Regions from separate parts of the Homo sapiens genome. Here region 2 is linked to region 1. A link is an interaction called in ENCODE POLR2A ChIA-PET data of the cell type or tissue named here. Cell type or tissue: GM12878. All regions are shown on one strand. Links, peaks and the distances in the headings refer to the core of each region. The heading gives the core; the rest is flanking DNA. Region 1 overlaps LRMDA (leucine rich melanocyte differentiation associated). Region 2 holds the start of LRMDA (leucine rich melanocyte differentiation associated).

Region 1 (9,287 bases), core at 616-8,615:
ATCAATCACAATTAAATTCTTCAGGAAGGTAAGATGACTAGGAATGCTAAACAGGATGGCTGGAAACTAGAAAGACTTGCTACTGTCATTATTAACTCTGTGAAAGTGCAAACACTCCTTTGTCTTGCTGAATGATGGAGCTACACATGCTCACGTGCTTTTAAGCGTCCCAAGGGTTTAGGGAAAAACCAAAAAAAAAAAAGTTTCAGGCTTAAGACTTCTGAGGCAGCTTTCTCTCTAACCCCCTCAATGAGTTTAGTCATGCAAGGAAAGATTCTTTAAAGTTACCAAAGACTTTGTTTAATGCCCAAGAAAATGCAGACTGTCAGCACCCTTTGTCAGGTTTTGGTGGCTTAAGCCCATTCTCCAATACACTGGTGACCCTCCACCCTCATTCACTAGTTTCTTTTTGACATCAAGCGCTGGATAATTGTTTGATTTCCTTCTAGGTAAAAGGAGATTAAATGCCCAGCTGCAACAGCTGACATACAAAAGGGAAAATATAGTTTAACCACCATATTTATCAAGATAATTTTTCTTCCACACACTGATTAATAACATTAGCCAACATCCCCTTTGGCTTGGGGAGAGAGAGGTGGGGAGAGACATGTCCCCCTCAGAGTATCAGAAACAGGAGTTGACAGTTCAAGGCAAAAATGATTTGCATGTAAATTCTCATCAAAAGCAAGTCTGCACCCTGAAGTTGTCAAGTTTTGCTACCAATTTGACACTTAAATGGGCTATAGCAAAACTTGATTTAAACTGAAGAGGAAAAAAACATGGCAACTCAATTACCCCCTAGCAGATCGGATCTGGCAGCTGAGGTCAAACTTTTCACCCTGCCATTACATTTCTCAATACCTGATGCTTTAAACAAACACTATGTATTCCTCCTACAATCCTGGAGGAAAACGCATTTCTCAGGGCTCCCTACTGTGCCCCAGATTAAAAAATAAATTTCACTTGTGTGGGATCTGGGGCCATTTTCTCCATGTAAATTTCTGAATAAATCAGGACTTAAGAAATGGCCTTTTGCACTGGGAAAAATAGTCTCTGCTTAAAAAAAAAAAAAAAAAAAGTTTGTGGGGAAGATTTGTGGAGTATTAAAAGATGACTTAAAAACAAATATTCCCATAACATTAGAGGCAAAACGGTGACCTGTTTTTAGTTTGCTTTTAATATATTTCATATTTGAGCTTAGGCTGAACAGCACATTAATTCAGCAGGGAGAAAAACAGCTAGCTAGTTCCAAATCGGCTCCAAATTTATGGAGGACAAAGTATCTCATAAGGCCCTGGGACAAAGGCTCAAATCCAGGAAAGACCCAGTTGGCCTCTGGGAATTCCGTCCCACCAGGGTTTGAATGCTGCGGTTGCCTAGGCTATTCAATCCCTGCAAGAGTTCTCATTCCTGCAACAACTATTTAAACCAACAGTTGTTAAAACTCTTCTTATAAGTGCCCTAAAGCAGATCCAAAACTGTTTTTTTCCTTTTTAAAAAAAAAACAACAAAACTTGTTTCCCTAAGTTTGTTTTAAGCTCTTCCTGTAAAAGCAATGAGTTTATTGACTCTGCATTCACCATAATTTCTAGTTCTTATAACAGGTAGCCAGGTAACACATAGGGAATTATTTTACTTTTTTAGCCAATAAACACATTACATATTTACTGGATGCCAGGCACTCTTCTGAACACTAGGGGCCCAAACATGAGTAATAGCTGCTTACAGTTGGGAAGACAATCACATACACAACTAATTACAATAGTGTGGGATAAGCACTGCAAGAAAGTAATATTCAAAGTATATGAGAACACATTTAACTAAGGGATTCAGTCTGGGGGAGTGAAAGTTTCAAATTCCCCTGGTGACTGGGACTTTACCTATATTGGCATCCAGCAAATAGTGGAGCAGAGTGCTAGTGGGGAGGTAAGATCTTTCTACAGAAACCAGCCAAGTGGAAATAAGAAAAGCCTGTTTGGCCAGGTGCTAGATAGGGGAAGACAGTATGGTGATAAAACGAGAATCCTATGGCCACACACATGGGACAAATGTATGAAATCACATTCCTCTTGTGCCTGGTCTTCCTATAAGCCTATCATGCCAATCCCCAAACTTGGAGCATGCCCACCATTGGTGTTGTACTTGCTTTGCTGTTACTCAAACATGCCAAGCTTGTTCTGGCCCCAGGGCCTTTTCACTTGCTGTTCCCTCTGCCAGGTTCCCAAACCTTTGCACAAGCTATCTCACCTTCAGCTCTTTGCTTAAATGTCACTTCTCAGAGCAGCCCTCCCTGACATCTCTACCTAAAATACGCTCCCACACCCACTTCTGAGGCACCTAACCCTTTACTCCTGCTTTATTTTCAATATGGTATAATGTTGCTACCAGAAATTTTATTATCTGTTATTATTTCTGCTCCTCACTAGATTATAAGCAGCATGAGAATCAGGCCTATACCCCCAGATCCTAGAACAGATAGTAATAGGTGCTCAATAAACATATAGTGAATCTGTTAATAACCTTTAACCCCTGGGTGCTGATAAGCTAATATCTCTGAATTAATGCTATAAAGAAAATTAAAACCCAAAAGACTCTGACAGACTCTGACTTCTAAGCCCTTGCATCAAGAACAAATAATGCTATAGGGAGTGAATGCAAATGTAGCATTTTTGAAATCTAAATACAGCCAGAGGGAGAAAATCGCCAATACATCAACAATAACAAAAACAACAAAAAAACAGCCATTTATACTAAGCCAAATCTCTGAGATCTTTCTGAAAATATATATTTAACTCTAACCAGGTTCCCAGGCTTCCTACAAATCACCACCATGCAAGAGAAAACCATGTGAGAAGTTATGTTCTGCTTCTGAACATTTAAGCATTTTTATCAATATTATTTGCCAGTATAAACATTTCCCCCATAACTTAATATTTAAAATAAGAGTGCACCAAACCGAGGCTTATAATGTGCAAAGGAAAGAGTTCAGTCTAAGGTATTCATGACTTCAGTCATTCTCTCATAAAACAACAGATGAAATAAAATGTATGACATTCCCAAAGAGGGAGTTCCTCATGTAATTCATCTTAAAATGCAATGTTCTGTCATCTCAAGTAACACTTACTGAAAGCAACCATCAATACTTTTTGTCAAAAGCCCGTACTCTGTGTAAAATGTTCCATCAATCTCTATTTACATAAAACAAAAAACTTTCAGTGTGGTTCTAACACACAGCCATGGAGGGTCTCCATCTCCAGTTTTCATGCTCTGCTGAAAAATAATTTGACTGACACCAGAAAAATAAAGATGACCCTTAAAGGAAAGCTTTTAGGAAAGGGAAAGCTGCAAGGGAAAATGCCTTACATTGTTGGACACAAGTCCTATTGAAGAGAAGTTTTTTTGGTTTTAAACCATACGATATGTATTCTCTTAAAATAAAAAATTCCATTCTGCCAGGAAATCCTCTAAAAAGCTTTCACTCAATTGCATGCAAGCAACACTAATATAGGGATGGCACCCTGCTGATTCTAAACTTGAACATGCAACCTGTACCACTCTATTCCAAGACAGAAAATTTGGCATTCAGTACTGTAGAATGTGAATATCACATGAGGCTAGCAGAAGGTCATTGCCTGGGGATGTTTATAAAACACACAAATTAAGGTATTAGCCTTTCACCTTGGGGGTCTGAAGATCAAATCCCAGCTTAGGTAACATGCATAAAGTCTCTCTGCCAGCCTTTTCCTAATACTTGCTTGTTGAAATCACACAGACCCTTTCCTCTGACCCAAGTTAACAAAGGCATAGATGAGAAAGCTAAGAAATGACAGGTCAAAGCCAAAAACACAAAACAAACAAACAAACAAACAAACAAACAAACAAAACTACTCAATGCCCATCTGAGACATTTTCACTTCATGCTCAGTGAAGTGCCATTTTTTGCCATTTTTCACCCTTTCCCTATGATTTGAACAGTCTACGGGTGAAGATTACATAAGAGACAACACTGCCACTTACATCTTTTGAATCGCAAATAGAAGATGCATTAGGAAATCACTTAACCTTTCCTAATTATTCCTTACATTCACTCACTAGGCATGCTATGTGAAATGCGGTAGAGGATGCAGCAGGTGGCCAGATACAGTTTCAAGTACTGCTGCAGGGACTCGGCCAAATCGCTGCACCGCTTTCAGTCTCTGTGTTATGCAAAGCTCCCTGGGCAGCACAAAGCTTCTAGGGTCTTCTAGGAGGGGAAATGACAACATAGCAGATAGGGTCTTGGCTCCCCTTCGATGCAGCGGCCTCATCAGTATCTGCTTTATATCTGATGAGCTAACAAAGCTTCAGGTTTCATTTGCAACTGTGTCCTCAGACCTCAAAATTCTCTCCAGCTCTAATAGTCCCCAACCGTATACTGTGGTGGAGCAGGAACACATATACCCCAAACAGGTGTGATGAGCCCTCAACTTTGGGTTAAAGAGGACAGAGAGAAGAGCATACCTCAGTAGAGTCATGTGAGCTGTGTGTGACCCACCAGGGTATATACACGGTTAGGATTTTCAAGAGGTAGAGGCTGGGACTTGATGGAGGACAGAAAGAGCATCCTATAGAGGGGACACACAGGACAAGCACAAAGCCAGGCCAGGGGGCATGTTTGAGAAGTATGGAACATCTCTAGAAAGGAGGGGAAAAACAGATAGGAGTGATTAAATGCCTGCATGCCAGGCTGAGAATTCTAAACTCCCTGGACCCAAGAGGTACTCACTCCACCCAGTCATGAATGCAAATGCTCTCCCCGGCCCCCAAGCAACCCAAGCTCACTTCAATACTTTGATCACATCTGCAAATCCCTTACACATTTGTCCAGATCTGAACTTCCATCCTTACGGGCCTGGCTCAGGCCTCATACATTTGGTAGTCAATACAGGCTTTGATAGCAAGGATAACAAGGATAAATTATGCCAGGCACTGTGCTGAGAGCTGTACAGTCAGGGTCTCATTTAATCCTGACAGTCAGGGATGTAGGTACATCACAATGCTGTGGGAGAGAAAATCAAGGCTTAGAGAGACTTAACAACTTGCCTGATGTCACACAAAGCTAGGCAGAATCAGAGCAGAACTTAAACCCAGAAGTACCAAGCCTCTCAGCCACATGGCCTGCCTTAGGAGTATTCTCAGGGGCTGAGCCAGAAGTAGCCACAAGTGGAATGCCTCCAGGTGATGGAAAAGATGCTTCCATCAGCGGTTGCACGTTATAATAATGAGGCAATGACAAGGCTTTGAGCTAAGTGGAAAAATCCTTCCCCCAAAAATAATGAACACAAAGTAAAAAGAAAGCTCTTCAGCATATAGTGTGACAGAAGAAAATAGTCTCTTAGCTAGTTTGGGCATAAAAGTTCACTCTTGACCGGAACGTAAGGCAAGGGAGTAGCTGAAATACCAGAGCATCTGTGCTCCCTGGCAATTCTAGGTCTAATTACCAACCACCAGTAGGATACCTGTTATTTGTCCAGCATACGATGGGTGGTATGGGGGATACAATGAGGACACTGTTTTTGTCCTCAAAGTTCTCAGAGTTAAATGTCAAGCAAGCCTGATCCTAGATCAAAAATGCTTCAGTAGGCCAGGCACAGTGGCTCATGCCTGTAATCCCAACAATCTGGGAGGCTGAGACAAGAGGATCACTTGAGGCTAAGAGTTCAAGACCAGCCTGGTCAGCATAGCAAGACCCCCATCTCTACAAAAAAAATTTAAGAATTATCCCCAGCTACTACTAATTTAAGAATTATAGCCCCAGCTACTCGGGAGGCTGAGACAAGAACCCAGAAGTTCAAGTATACAGCGAGCTATGATCACACCACTGCACTCCAGCCTGGGCAGCAGAGTGAGGCTCCATCTCCTAAAAATGCTACAATAAAAGAATAGCAAGTGGGTGGAGCAGGAACACATATACCCCAAACAGGTGTGATGAGCCCTCAACTTTGGGTTAAAGAGGACAGAGAGAAGAGCATACCTCAGTAGAGTCATGTGAGCTGTGTATGAACCACCAGGGTATATACATAGTTAGGATTTTCAAGAGGTAGAGGCTGGGACTTGATGGAGGACAGAGAGAGCATCCTATAGAGGGGACACACAGGACAAGCACAGAGCCAGGCCAGGGGGCATGTTTGAGAATATATACAATATACAGTTGTGTAGAGCAGTATGGAATGGACCCCGAGTACAATAGCTGTTCTGAGAAGAACCTGAGCAGCTAGGAAAGGCCTGGAGTCATGTGAACCCGCCCTGCAAGGATGGTTAAGATCTGGGTAGACAAAAAGAAGGCAATACAGAGCAAGCAGAACAGCAGCTCAGGGGCCAATGTGAGCAAAGCCTGGGTGGGAGAGGAACAGAGCGACGGCGGCATGGCTGAGGCAGAATGACAAGCAGCCAGGTCAGACAATAAGGAGGTGGCTTTCCCCTCCATCCCACAATCCAGAACACCAGCCAACCCAACCTCTCATTCTACAGGATTGCATAGAATAATTCAGAGTCTTGCTCAAAGTCATACAGCCAATTTAATGGCACAGATGGCTCAGAAGAGCTCTAATCACTGCCTCCTGGCCTGGTCCACTTTCCAGTAGACCACACTGCCTCCTCCCAGAAGCAGAAGCAACACTTGTTCCTCCCAGGGCAGGGGGCATCCGGAACCTGAGGCAGAGCAGTTCCAGTTGTAAAGATGAGTCCACTTCAACTTTATCCAAAATGGCTACAAGGCCCTTACCTGATTTTCTTTAGTCACACCCAATTTTTTTTTAAGGTTTTATTCTGAAAACCTTGAATAATAAAGTTCTCTTCAAGGATCACTTCAAGTTCTTCAGAAATGATCTAAGGGTTCTTTGGTCTGGGTGATTTGCATTAGTTGGCTCATTGTCTGCCCCAAAATGCACTAGGAACAGAAAAGAAATTGAGATGGGAAAATAAAAGAGCAAGAGAGTCTCTAAATTTCAGTTTTTGCCTTTCACAGAGGGATTCATGGCTTGAATAACAAATCTTTAAGCTGCTGCTGACAGTGCACTTCATAAAAGGACGACTAGAGAAATAAATAAATAAATAAATAAGAAGTAAGTAAGTAAAAGAAGCTGAAGGAAAGACAAGGACCTCAACTGGAATTCTAGGGAGGAAATTAGAAAGCAGAAAAGGCTTACTATTTCAGGTTGTTGATGGTGTGTCAATCCTGAGAAGAAAAACTTGGTTGAAATCTTTGTGAGAATGTTCCAATCACAGTGCAATCCTGATATGGAAAAAAAAATCCCTGAAAAACAGGCTAAAGAAAGCAACAAAAACAAAAAATCCATGACAATGAATTTCTAATTTAGAAGATAAAAAGAACTGTCTTTTACCAAAAATAGTGAAAGATTGTAAGACACATTCACAAAATATTTTTCTACAACAAGCATAACACTAAGCCTCTTCATGGTGGACAGAGACATCATCAAATAAATGTGTTTTTATTTATTTGGGGTTCTGAGTTTTGTTTTCGTTTTTTTAATGAAGCTTATGGGTATAGAGAAATTCTGGTGTATAGTTTAAGCTCATACTAGCAAGACTTTCCCCTGAATCTGACCCTCCATTACCTAAGTACAAACCCTAATTAGGCTTAAAAGGGGAGGAAGAAAGAAACATCATATCTATTTCCTTAGGAGTCTTATTTTGGGATTCAAAATTCTTCAAAAAACTCAAGCTTGAATTATTCAGCCATTTGGTGGTTTGAGTCAAGGTTTTATGAGCATTTTCTGTCTATCAGCCATCACAAGTTGGGGAAAAGAAGACAAAAACATCGTAATTCAGATGCTATTCTGAGGCTATGTCTATGTCTAACAATGTTCAAAGGCAGCTTGCCTGCCAAGAACATTTTGGAAAGCAGTCCTTGACTTAAAAGCTAAAGATCAGAAACTATTGTCATCTTCCATTCTTACTCCTCAGGTTGACTCATAAACCTAGAATCCCCCCCTGCCAAATATATGCACCCACAATATTGCCGAGAAAGCAAAGTTCTAAGAGTCAGGACGGCTAGAAACAGTCTTAAATGCCACCCAATTCAATGGTAGCATTTTTCACTGTTTTTTCTTAACTTCTGTTTTAAAGTACACCACATGACAGCAAGTCCCAGGAGGACCACTGTCCACCAAATGTGATGGGCAACTAACTGCCACACACAGCACTTTGCACCCAGTAGCTGTTCAAAGGTATTTGCTGAATTGAATCTCAAACAGACACAGGTTTGCATTATAAGCACCTCACAATTGCGCATCAGGGCACTTGAAATACTCACCCTCATATATTATATTCCCTGTAAAAGACCTAACTTATGCTACATGTGCAGAGACCTTTGATGTAGAGAGCATGAAGAGAGCCTGTTGATGCCAGGAATGGCCAAGAGAAGGAAGATTGAAACTGGGTTCTATAGGACACCATCTGAGCCACTGGATCCACCCACCTGCCCCGAACGCTACCCTAACACCTAGGCAATAGATTTCCTTTACTGTTGAAACCAGTTTGAGTCACTTGCAATATAGAGTCCTCATATGTTGCACATATCGCATGTACATTTTATTTTGTCTTTTGACAAAGTCCCCTCCAAACGTCACCTCCTCCAAGGAGGTGCAATTAATTGTTACTCTCTCTGCACTCTGTGGAATATCGTTGACTCTCTCTCTCCTCTCATCCTCTGAGTGGGCCCAACTCTCCCAGTGATAGCAAGGGAAAGGAAAGGCTCACTCAGCAGCAGACTGCTACAACTGCCTGATCCCAAACACAAGACACCAGAGAATAAGCTTCAAAGTTTCCCACTCCATGATTTTCCAGAAAGTGATGTCCTCTTGCACATCAAGAGACAAGAAAACATAGATGTGCAATGACATAATTTATTATTTACCTACTTTTAACCAAGTCAGTGGGAGAAACAATAAATATGAGTATGCCCAGAAGTGTCTCTTACTCAGACCCATAAAAACTCATTTATAAATAACTCAAAATTTCCACCCAGGATTGATGCTTTCTCTGCTGCACGAAACTCTCCCAGGCTCCCTTGTCAGCCTTTTCCTGAAGTAGATCCAAAGAGACCCTGGGTTACCCCACCCCTAATTGTTACCTATTTCATTTGTATATAGGTTTTCCTCATTAAAATGTCATTATAAAATGAGGAGTCCATTTTAAGGGTAAACAAAGAGTGGTATCTAAATATACTAATATCTCAGCCTTTACTGAAACTAACTTTTATGTAGTCCAACTCCTACCATGTTCTT
Region 2 (8,560 bases), core at 1-8,000, 110 kb after region 1:
AGGACGCTGCGGGCGCGCGGGACGGAGCGCGGGGGCGCGGCGGCAGCAGCGGGGAGCGCGGCAGGGGAGCGCGGCGGGCGCACAGTTCCGCACTGGGCAGTCAGCTGACCCGGCGGAAGCCGGAGGCGCGGGCTAGCCTCGGGGACCTCAGCTCCGCCGCTCGCCGCCGCCGCCCCTCGGCCCGGTCTCCGCGCAGGTGAGCCCTGGCCGCCCGCTGCAACAGGTGGCCCGCAGCGCCCCGCGCCCCGACGGCGGCCTGACCCCGACTGCCCGCGCCCCTCCCTCCCCCGGATGTCCCAATGCCCAAAACTCCATGCCCACAGCTTTATCGCGTTTGTCTGGGCCACGCCTGAGGTGGGGGTATTCCTATCAGGGGCGCCCTTTCTGAGCCGTTAGCCGGGCTGTAGCCAGCCGGGCCTTTCCTGCATTTCGCAAGCTGGGTTACATAATGGACCTCAACTGCAGCGAGGAGGGGCCTCTTGGCTGAACGCCCCTCCTCATCAAAGCTGGGGAGAGGGAAAGTTAGAAGGTTGAAGGACTCCTGGTGCGGCCCAGTTTCCATTTGTAGGAGGGGAGGGGGATTGGGGGGGTTGAATTTCCCTATAAATAAAACGCTGGCTTGGTGAAGACCACCCCACCCTTTCCCTGTGGCCTCTAAGAGTTGACAATAATAAACCCTGGGGAAGGATAATTGGCTGGTGACCCCAAATTTCAGGCTTCTCTTCTCCTGCTCCTCAGAGGGCAAGAGATTTGTGAGGCTTGAAGTTATCAGTGGGGTTATTCGCTGTTCCCCACCCACCCCATCCCCACCTGGAAGAGCTGGCCACGGGCCTCCTGTCTGGATGAAAGTAGGCCCAGTGGGCAGGTAACTCCCTAAACCCATGCCTGTTTTTCTCTGAAATTCTCTGGAAGGATCCAGATTTTCTCCTTGCCTATTCTTGCCTCCAAGTCCAGGATGCACAGAGCTACCAGATATCAACTGGTTGTCATCTTCCACTCTTGCTGCAGCTAAGAGCCAGCCCAGCCTTAACTGGCATCGTCTCTCAGACAGCCCCGGTCCTAACACATTGTTAGGTGGGCCCTTGTCAGCATTTTGATGAGCAGTGTTGATCTCGGAGGGTTGACCTTCCTGCCCCTCTCTCAGCTGGGAGGAGCAGGCTCAGAAGAGTAGAGCAGTAAGAATGCAGTCTTGACTGTGTTTACTTTGGGGGATTCCAGGAAATGCTGCAACAAAAGGTCCTGCAGGCCAAAAAAGAAAGCTTACCCTCCAGAGATAAGGGGATCAAAGGGAACCTTCCCAGGCCTGTTGCCCCAAGGACCAGCTCCCCCGCCTTCTCCCTCCTTCTCTGCTGGACGCGCCCTCTCTGGTCCATTGTGCACTTTTGTCTGCTTTTCCTGCCTGAAAAGGAGGAAGTGAGCCCGGACCCAGCCAGCACTCTGCCCTCCGCAGCTGCCTTTCAGCTCAGCTTTCCTAGAAGGGCTTTGACAGATGGAAGAGGACTTGTGGAAACAGGCCCAAGCTGACTCAAAGATGAGATTGGAGAACGGCTCTCCCTTCCCCCACCAGAAGGGGGTTACTGAAGGTCATCTCATCCATCCCCCTGCCTCCATACACAGCTGGGTCATCTGAGCATAGGCTGTTCTGCAGACACTACCAATGTCACCAAAGTGGGCTGGCATCTTTCCCCCTTTCCACACCCTCTCACTACTGTTGCCTCCTCCACATAGCCCCAGGGCAACCATTTTAAAAGCCCAATTAGATCCTACCTAAAATCTTTCAATGGCTCCTAATCAAGTAATAATTAATACAGTCCAGAATCTTTAGTATGTCCCTGAAGATCTCTTATAATCCCATCAATTCTTACCTCTTCAGCCACCTGTCCCAGCTCTCCCGTCCTCTGGCTTCACAGAAGCTGTTAGTTTCAGCTGGAAATGCTTCCCCACCTACTGCTGTCTCTGCTTGGTGAACACATCAAGAAGGCCAGTTGATGGTGTGGGGAAGGATCATGTGCAGAAATCACAAAAATTAAGATCAGGATAGCTCTGTTGGAGGGGGGCTTTAGTGTTGGAACTGTAAACTGATAACAATAGGGAGCTATTGAAAGTTCTTGAGCAAAGTAGTTGTCTTAGTCTACTAGGACTGCTGTAACAAAATGCCATAAACTGGGTGCTTATAAACAATAGAAATTTATTTTTCACAGTTCTGGAGGCTGGGAAGCTGAAGATCATGGCACCCACGATTTGGTGTGTGGTGAGGGCCCATTTTCTGGTTCCCAGACAACGGCCTTCTTCCTGTGTCCTCAAATGGTAGGAGGGACAAGCTAGCTCCTGTGGGCCTCATTTGTAACAGCACTAATCCCATTCCTGAGGGCTCCACGCCAATGATCTAATCACCCCCCACAAGGCTCCACCTAAGACCTTGGAGGTTATGATTTCAACATATGAATTTGGGAGGGACACAAATGTTCAGACCGTAGCAGAAGTAATTTCCTGAATGTTGTTGGGGGAGGACACCAGCAGAAACAAACTGGATTCACCTGTCCTTACTCCTCAGCTTTTGGAGTTAGTCTTCAGAATAGAAGAACAAGGAGAAGGAGGAGGGGAAAGGAGAATAGAAGGAACAGAAGGAGGAAGGGGGGAAGGGAGAAAGGTAAAAGGAAAAGAAAAAGAATCTGTGTCCCTGGACCAAGGAAGATTGGAAGCCGGGAGGGGGAACATCCTTCTACCTCCTTATCACTGTTGCCAACAAAAAGGAAGATTAAACAGAAATAGTAAAGTTCCTCCATAATGTAGCCCTCCCTCGGGGAGGGGAGAGAGCAAAAAACAAAACAAAACAAAAAAAACACTGAGATAAGACTGACCTAGGAGTTAGACAAATAATTCCTCCGGAATACAAAGACTTTACAAGGGTGAACATAGCAGACGAGTCCTGTAGGGGCTTCGTCCTGAACACAGCTCTTTCTGCCCCAGCCCCAGGAGCACTGAGGTAAAATATGGGCTCATGCAGTCACGGTCCTCTCACCCCACTCCATGACTCATTGAAAGTGAGCTGCTAGCTTCCTATCCTGCCCATCTTACTTCACAGCCGCTGTGCCCCAGCTTCTGGCCTTGTGCTAGGCACTAGGGACATCCCTGACTAATACTGTTCAGGAGAGACGCTCAGACTTGTGCACAGACATTCACAGCACTGTGTCAGCAAGAAGTGCTGTCATTGTGATCCTGTTTTCTGAACCCCAAATTGAAGCACGTAGCCCAGCTTGTACAAGTGCACTCAGGAGGACCACAAAACAGAAAGTTCAAATCCAACCTATGCTGACCACCCTGAGCCTGTGAATTCTGGAGCTCTGACGGGCACATAGAGAGCAACAAGGTTCAACTCATACAACTGGACATTCTCTTATCGCCCTTGATGAAGAGGGCAATATTTTATTCCTATTGTCATCATTGTTATTATTATTCTGCTTTGGCAGAAGAGGCCCTTTGCCTTAGAGTCCTTCCTCCATCACATTCCTGGGGACAAAAAGGAAGATCCTGTTTATTTCCAATCAAGGGAGTTGATTCTGGGGTCGGCCAGAACCAGTGAAACAGGAACTGATTCCTTAAATCTTCCAACTGTGCATTAGCAGCTGAGAGAAGAACAGGGCCAGTTAACCAAGTTTTGTTAGCATTCCTAACTATCCTTAGCTGTATTTCTCTTCAGCCTGGCCTCATTTCTTTCAGGCCCAGCCCCCGGGCAGGTTAAGATGGTTGCTGTAATTAATCATGCCGTGGGCCCTAATTCAGACTCACCACATTCAAATTTCAATTTAAAAAAAAAAAGGCGGGGTGTCTACTTAAGAAATGCTCCGCTTATGAAATGCTCTTTGTTGCCGAAGCAGCCCCCTTTCAGCCTAAAGGAGAAAGTCTAGGAAGTGCAGGAAAGAAGAAAGGTTTCCAGGGCCCTCTTCAAAGTACTTGCACATATGTGAGGGGACTGAGGATGATCTGTGCTCCAAAGCCCCTCCAGTATTTCCCAATCAGAACAAACTGAATTTTTAAAAATATATATTAAATACCATCATAATATCTAGGATGAGTGTTCATTCCACAAATGTTAATTTATTATTCTCAGTGCCTCTAGTTTTCCTTCTCTTTTTTTTTATTTTTATTTTTTTGAGACAGGGTCCCAGGCTGGAGGGTAGTGGCGCAATCATAGCTCACCACAGCCTCGACCCCAGGGCTCAGGTGATCCTCCTGCCTCACCCTCCCAAGTAGCTGGGACTACAGGCACTCACCACCACACCTGGCTAATTTTTTTGTATTTTTTGTAGAGATGGGATTTTGTCATGTTGGCCAGGCTGGTCTTGAATTCCTGGGGTCAAGCGACCTACCCACCTCAGCCTCCCAAAGTACTGGGGTTATGGGCATGAGTCACCGCACATGGCTGTTTTCCTTCTCTTTAGGTCTTAAAAGGTTTTGTCATTATTTCTCTGTGAAAATGCAAACAATAGGACTGAGCATGGTGGCTCATACCTGTAATCTAGCACTGAGACCAGCCTGGGCAACATAGTAAGATTCTCTTGCTAGAAAAATAAAAATAAAGTAAAATGCAAACATTAGTTGGCTGTGGAGAATGGAGTGGGTTTGAGGAAGGTGGGAGTGGGAAAGGAGCTTCTGCTTTTCACTCCATTTCTTCTGTGGTTTTGGTAACATGCGTATACTACTTTTATAATTAAAAACAAAAAAGGAGGAGATTGGCACAGAATAGAGAATTTACCATGAAAACTACTATCTGCTAATCTCTTAGTACTATTTTAACAAATCCTGAAAACAGCAATGAGAAACAAATCTTATTTCCCATTTTACCTGGAACTCGCCGCAACTCCAAGTCCTTGGCTGGGCATGGGAGGCAAGTCATCGCTGACTTGGAGGAGGGGGGCTCACGTTGGACCTTCAAGAGGGAAAGAGAACCCACCCAACTGTCTATTTCCAGTGGGAGCACCTTTCCAGAATCCCAGCTTGACTTGGAGAGGTTCTGCCACTTGGAAGTTGGGGAAGGGTTCCTCCCACCCTCAATTAAAATACATAGAACTTGGTAGTCAGTTCATTAAGGTGGTCCCCTAGTATCTGTATTTTTCTCAAGTACTCCCAAAATAATTTGGATTTATGATCATCCAAAACTCACTGCTTTAGAAATCATCTACTCCAATTACTGATGAGGGAAACTGAGGCTTAAAGGGCAGAAGGGACTTGCCCAAGGTCACCCAGCAAATAAGCAGGTGACCCCAGGCCAGAAAAGAAAACAGGACTCCTCCTATGTCCCACTAAAAACAGGATAAGGAGGCTGAGAGGAGCACCTGAAAGATGCCATTTCACATCTAATCACTTCTTGTCACGTTGCAACCATTTTCCTCATATGGAGCCTCACGCTGATAGATCAGAAATAACATTTTGAAAGTTATGTCTGCAAGGAAATGGCTATTAATGTTCTTCCTCTCCTTTTAGAGCATCAAGGAATACATATTAATTTTCTCTCTACTTACATTGCCTATTTGCAAATTGTATTCACTACTCAGTGCTCCAATTTGTCCCACCCCTGAAGAGATTATGATGAATAAATGTGTTCCTGGAAATAAAAAATTTGTCCCTGAGATTTATTTTTATAATTATTTACAGGGATTATTTTAGAATATATGGGGGGGCAATAATGTGCACATAAGGGTTCCGGTGTGACTTACCAGTATTAATTCTGAGTCTCTTCCCACTTCTCCGAAAGAAGCCCAGGCTCTCTTCGCAGCTGTGAACCCGGGGCAAAGCAAGTGTCAAGTGCACCTGGCACCACCAGTGCCAGATTCTGAGGGCCAGATGAAGGTTGATACTGCTGGAGCATTGTGGTGGGCGGTGCCCTGGCCTAGGAGAGCTGGGTTCAGGAGCTAGCTTTGCTACTAACTCACTGGGTGCTCATAGATTAGATTAATCCTTCCACTCCTAAGTTCCTCAGTTTCCTCAAATGCAAACTAACTGATCTAAGGAGCTATTGATTACTTAGATAAAAATGCACATCTCCCCAAATCTATTGTATATTTCAAAATACTAGGAGAGAATAATTTGAATGTTCCTAGCAAAAAGACAAATATTTAAAGTTATATATAGCTGAACTACATTGAGGCTGGGCACAGTGGCTTACACCTGTAATCACAGCACTTTGGGAAGCTGAGGTGGGAGGATCAGTTGAGCTCAGGAATTTGAGACAAGCCTGGGCAAGATGGTGAGATCCCCATCTCTACAAAAAAAAAAAAATTTTTTTAATTAGCTGGGCACAGTGGCACACACCCGTGATCCCAGCTATTTGAGAGGCTGAGGCAGGAGGATCCCTTGAGCCCAGGAGTTGGAGGTTGCAGTGAGCTGCAATTGCACCACTGCACTCCAGCATAGGCAACAGAGCAAGACTCCATCTCAAAAAAAAAAATTACATTGATCTGATCTTTACAAATTATATAAATGTATTATATGTACTCCCAAGATATATACATCTATTATGTATCAATAAAAATAAAACTAAAAGAAAGAGAATACACTCACTAGTAGATATTTATTGAGCACCTACTATGTGTCGAACACTGGGAGGACAAATAGTAACAAGACAGATACAGTCCTTACTCCTGTGAGGCTTACATTATGGTGGGAGAAGACAGCTAACAAGTTGAAACATAATTTCAAGTAGGCAAAATACCTCATTTCAGATAGCAGTCATCCATACTATGAAGACAAAAGTGGACAGTGTGAGACAGGGTATGGGAGATGGGGGGTGCTAACCTAGACACAGTGTCCAAGGTCTTTGCTCGCCCTCCAAAGCCTTTTTCTTATGAAATCCTTGAGGAGTGGATCACAGGCTGGATTTTGTCCCCACTCACCCCCTCTGCACAATGCTATTGTGATGCACAAACTGCATGGCCTCAGACAGCTGTGGAATGTTCTGGGAAGGCCTCTCTCAAGTGACATTTGAGCTGAAGTCAGAATCATGAGATGGAGCCAGTCATGGGAAGGCCTTGGGAGAAGGGTTTGCAGAGGGAATAGCAAACACATTCTCTTAGTCTCATGTAGTCACTTTGCTTATGCTTGAGTGGTGAACTTGAACTCGATTGTTTCCAAGGACAAAGTGTCACTCCAACCAGAAAGAAGAGTCTTCCAGTACAGCTGCACCTGGCTTTGATTTGCTCCTCAGCTCCAAATCACAGGTGGACTAAGGCTTTGGGATGCAGCAGCTGGAAGCAGAGTCATTCATGGACACACAGAGGTTCCACAGCTCTATAAAGCATCTGTGGTTTTCTTGAAGAGGGAAAAACGCAGAAGGAGTGCTGGCCCTTATGCATGTCTGCACTGGCACAGAATCTTGTGGACACACAAAAGCACACAAACAGGCTGGGCACATTGGCTCACACCTGTAATCCCAACACTTTGGGAGGCCAAGGCAGGTGGATCACTTAAGGTCAGGAGTTAGATCACCATGGCCAACATGGTGAAACACCATCTCCACTAAAATTACAAAAATTAGGCAGGTGTGGTGGCAGGTGCCTATAATCCCAGCTACTTGGGAGTCTGAGGCAGGAGAATCGTTTGAACCAGGGAGGCGGAGACTGCAGTGAGCTGAGATCATACCACTGCACTCCAGCCTAAGTGACAGAGCAAGATTTTGTCTCAAAAAAAAAAAAAAAAGCCCACAAACATACATGTAAGCACATAGCCACGTGAGACACATGCCAACCTTGGATCCATGTGTGCCATCTCACAGCTATGGTCTGAACCCTGAACCCCATTCCTAGGCATGTCTTGGTCTCCCGTCTCACTGAAATAGCTACTAGTGGCCAGTAGAGAATGCAGACATTATAGGTACCAGTACTTCCTTAAACCTGAGAGGATTTATAGCTTATACTGAGGTGCTAGAAATTTATTCATTCAGTTCATTTGTTCAAAAAATACTAGTTGAGTGCCTACTGTCTGCCTGACAGGAATCTAAACTCTGGAGACATAGCTATAAAAAAAAGAAAAAGAAAGTTTCTACCCTTGTGGAGCTCATTTTCAGTAGAAGAACAGAAAATAAACAAGGAGGTCAGGTGTGGTGGCACACGCCTGTAATCCCAGCACTTTGGGAGGCCAAGGTGGGTGGATCGTTTGAGCCCGGGAGTTCAAGACCAGCCTGGTAAATGTGGTTTTGCCTGTCTCTACAAAGCTACCAAAAAATTAGCTGGGCATGGTGGTGCGCGCCTGTAGTCCAAGCTACACAGGAGGCTGACGTAGGAGGATCAGTTGAACCCAGGAGGATGAGGATGCAGTGAGCTGTGATCCCAGCACTCCAGCCTGGGTAACAGAGCAACACAAGAAAAAAAGAAAGGAAAGGAAAGGGGAAGGGGAGAAGGAAAATACAGAGTGTGATGAGTCCTGTGGAGAACAACGCAGCAGGGAAGGGGGACAGGAGTGCCGGGTACACAGGGTGACGAGGGAAGGCCCCACTGAGAAACTGAGATGAAGCTGAGATCTGCAGGAAGTAGGGGAGAGCCAAGTGAACTTCTAGGGGGAAAAT

What was found. Peaks named below come from ENCODE experiments on the same cell type or tissue, not always from the same donor. Only the 100,000 strongest peaks of a DNase experiment are listed, where the experiment ranks them.
Region 2: POLR2A ChIA-PET joins it to region 1 with 10 read pairs; 2 of 35 experiments call an interaction of 5 or more read pairs at or near these places.

The regions. Positions count from the first base shown.
Region 1 is chr10:75,533,194-75,542,480 of GRCh38, reverse strand. The region is part of intron 2 of LRMDA (leucine rich melanocyte differentiation associated); the gene reads right to left. Among named protein-coding and RNA genes, the nearest start is that of MIR606, 15 kb to the left of the region's middle. RefSeq lists an enhancer at 3,814-4,428. In GM12878, for the core only: a CTCF peak has its summit at 1,704; a DNase peak (open chromatin) is centred at 1,905.
Region 2 is chr10:75,423,158-75,431,717 of GRCh38, reverse strand. It overlaps LRMDA (leucine rich melanocyte differentiation associated), which reads right to left and starts at 94. Exons shown (of 7, transcript NM_001305581.2): 1 at 1-94. It overlaps LOC107984293 (a long non-coding RNA gene), which reads left to right and starts at 108. Exons shown (of 2, transcript XR_001747703.2): 1 at 108-196; 2 at 1,408-5,619. RefSeq lists a silencer at 45-144 and an enhancer at 1-286. In GM12878, for the core only: no CTCF peak of the experiment used is centred there; a DNase peak (open chromatin) is centred at 3,127.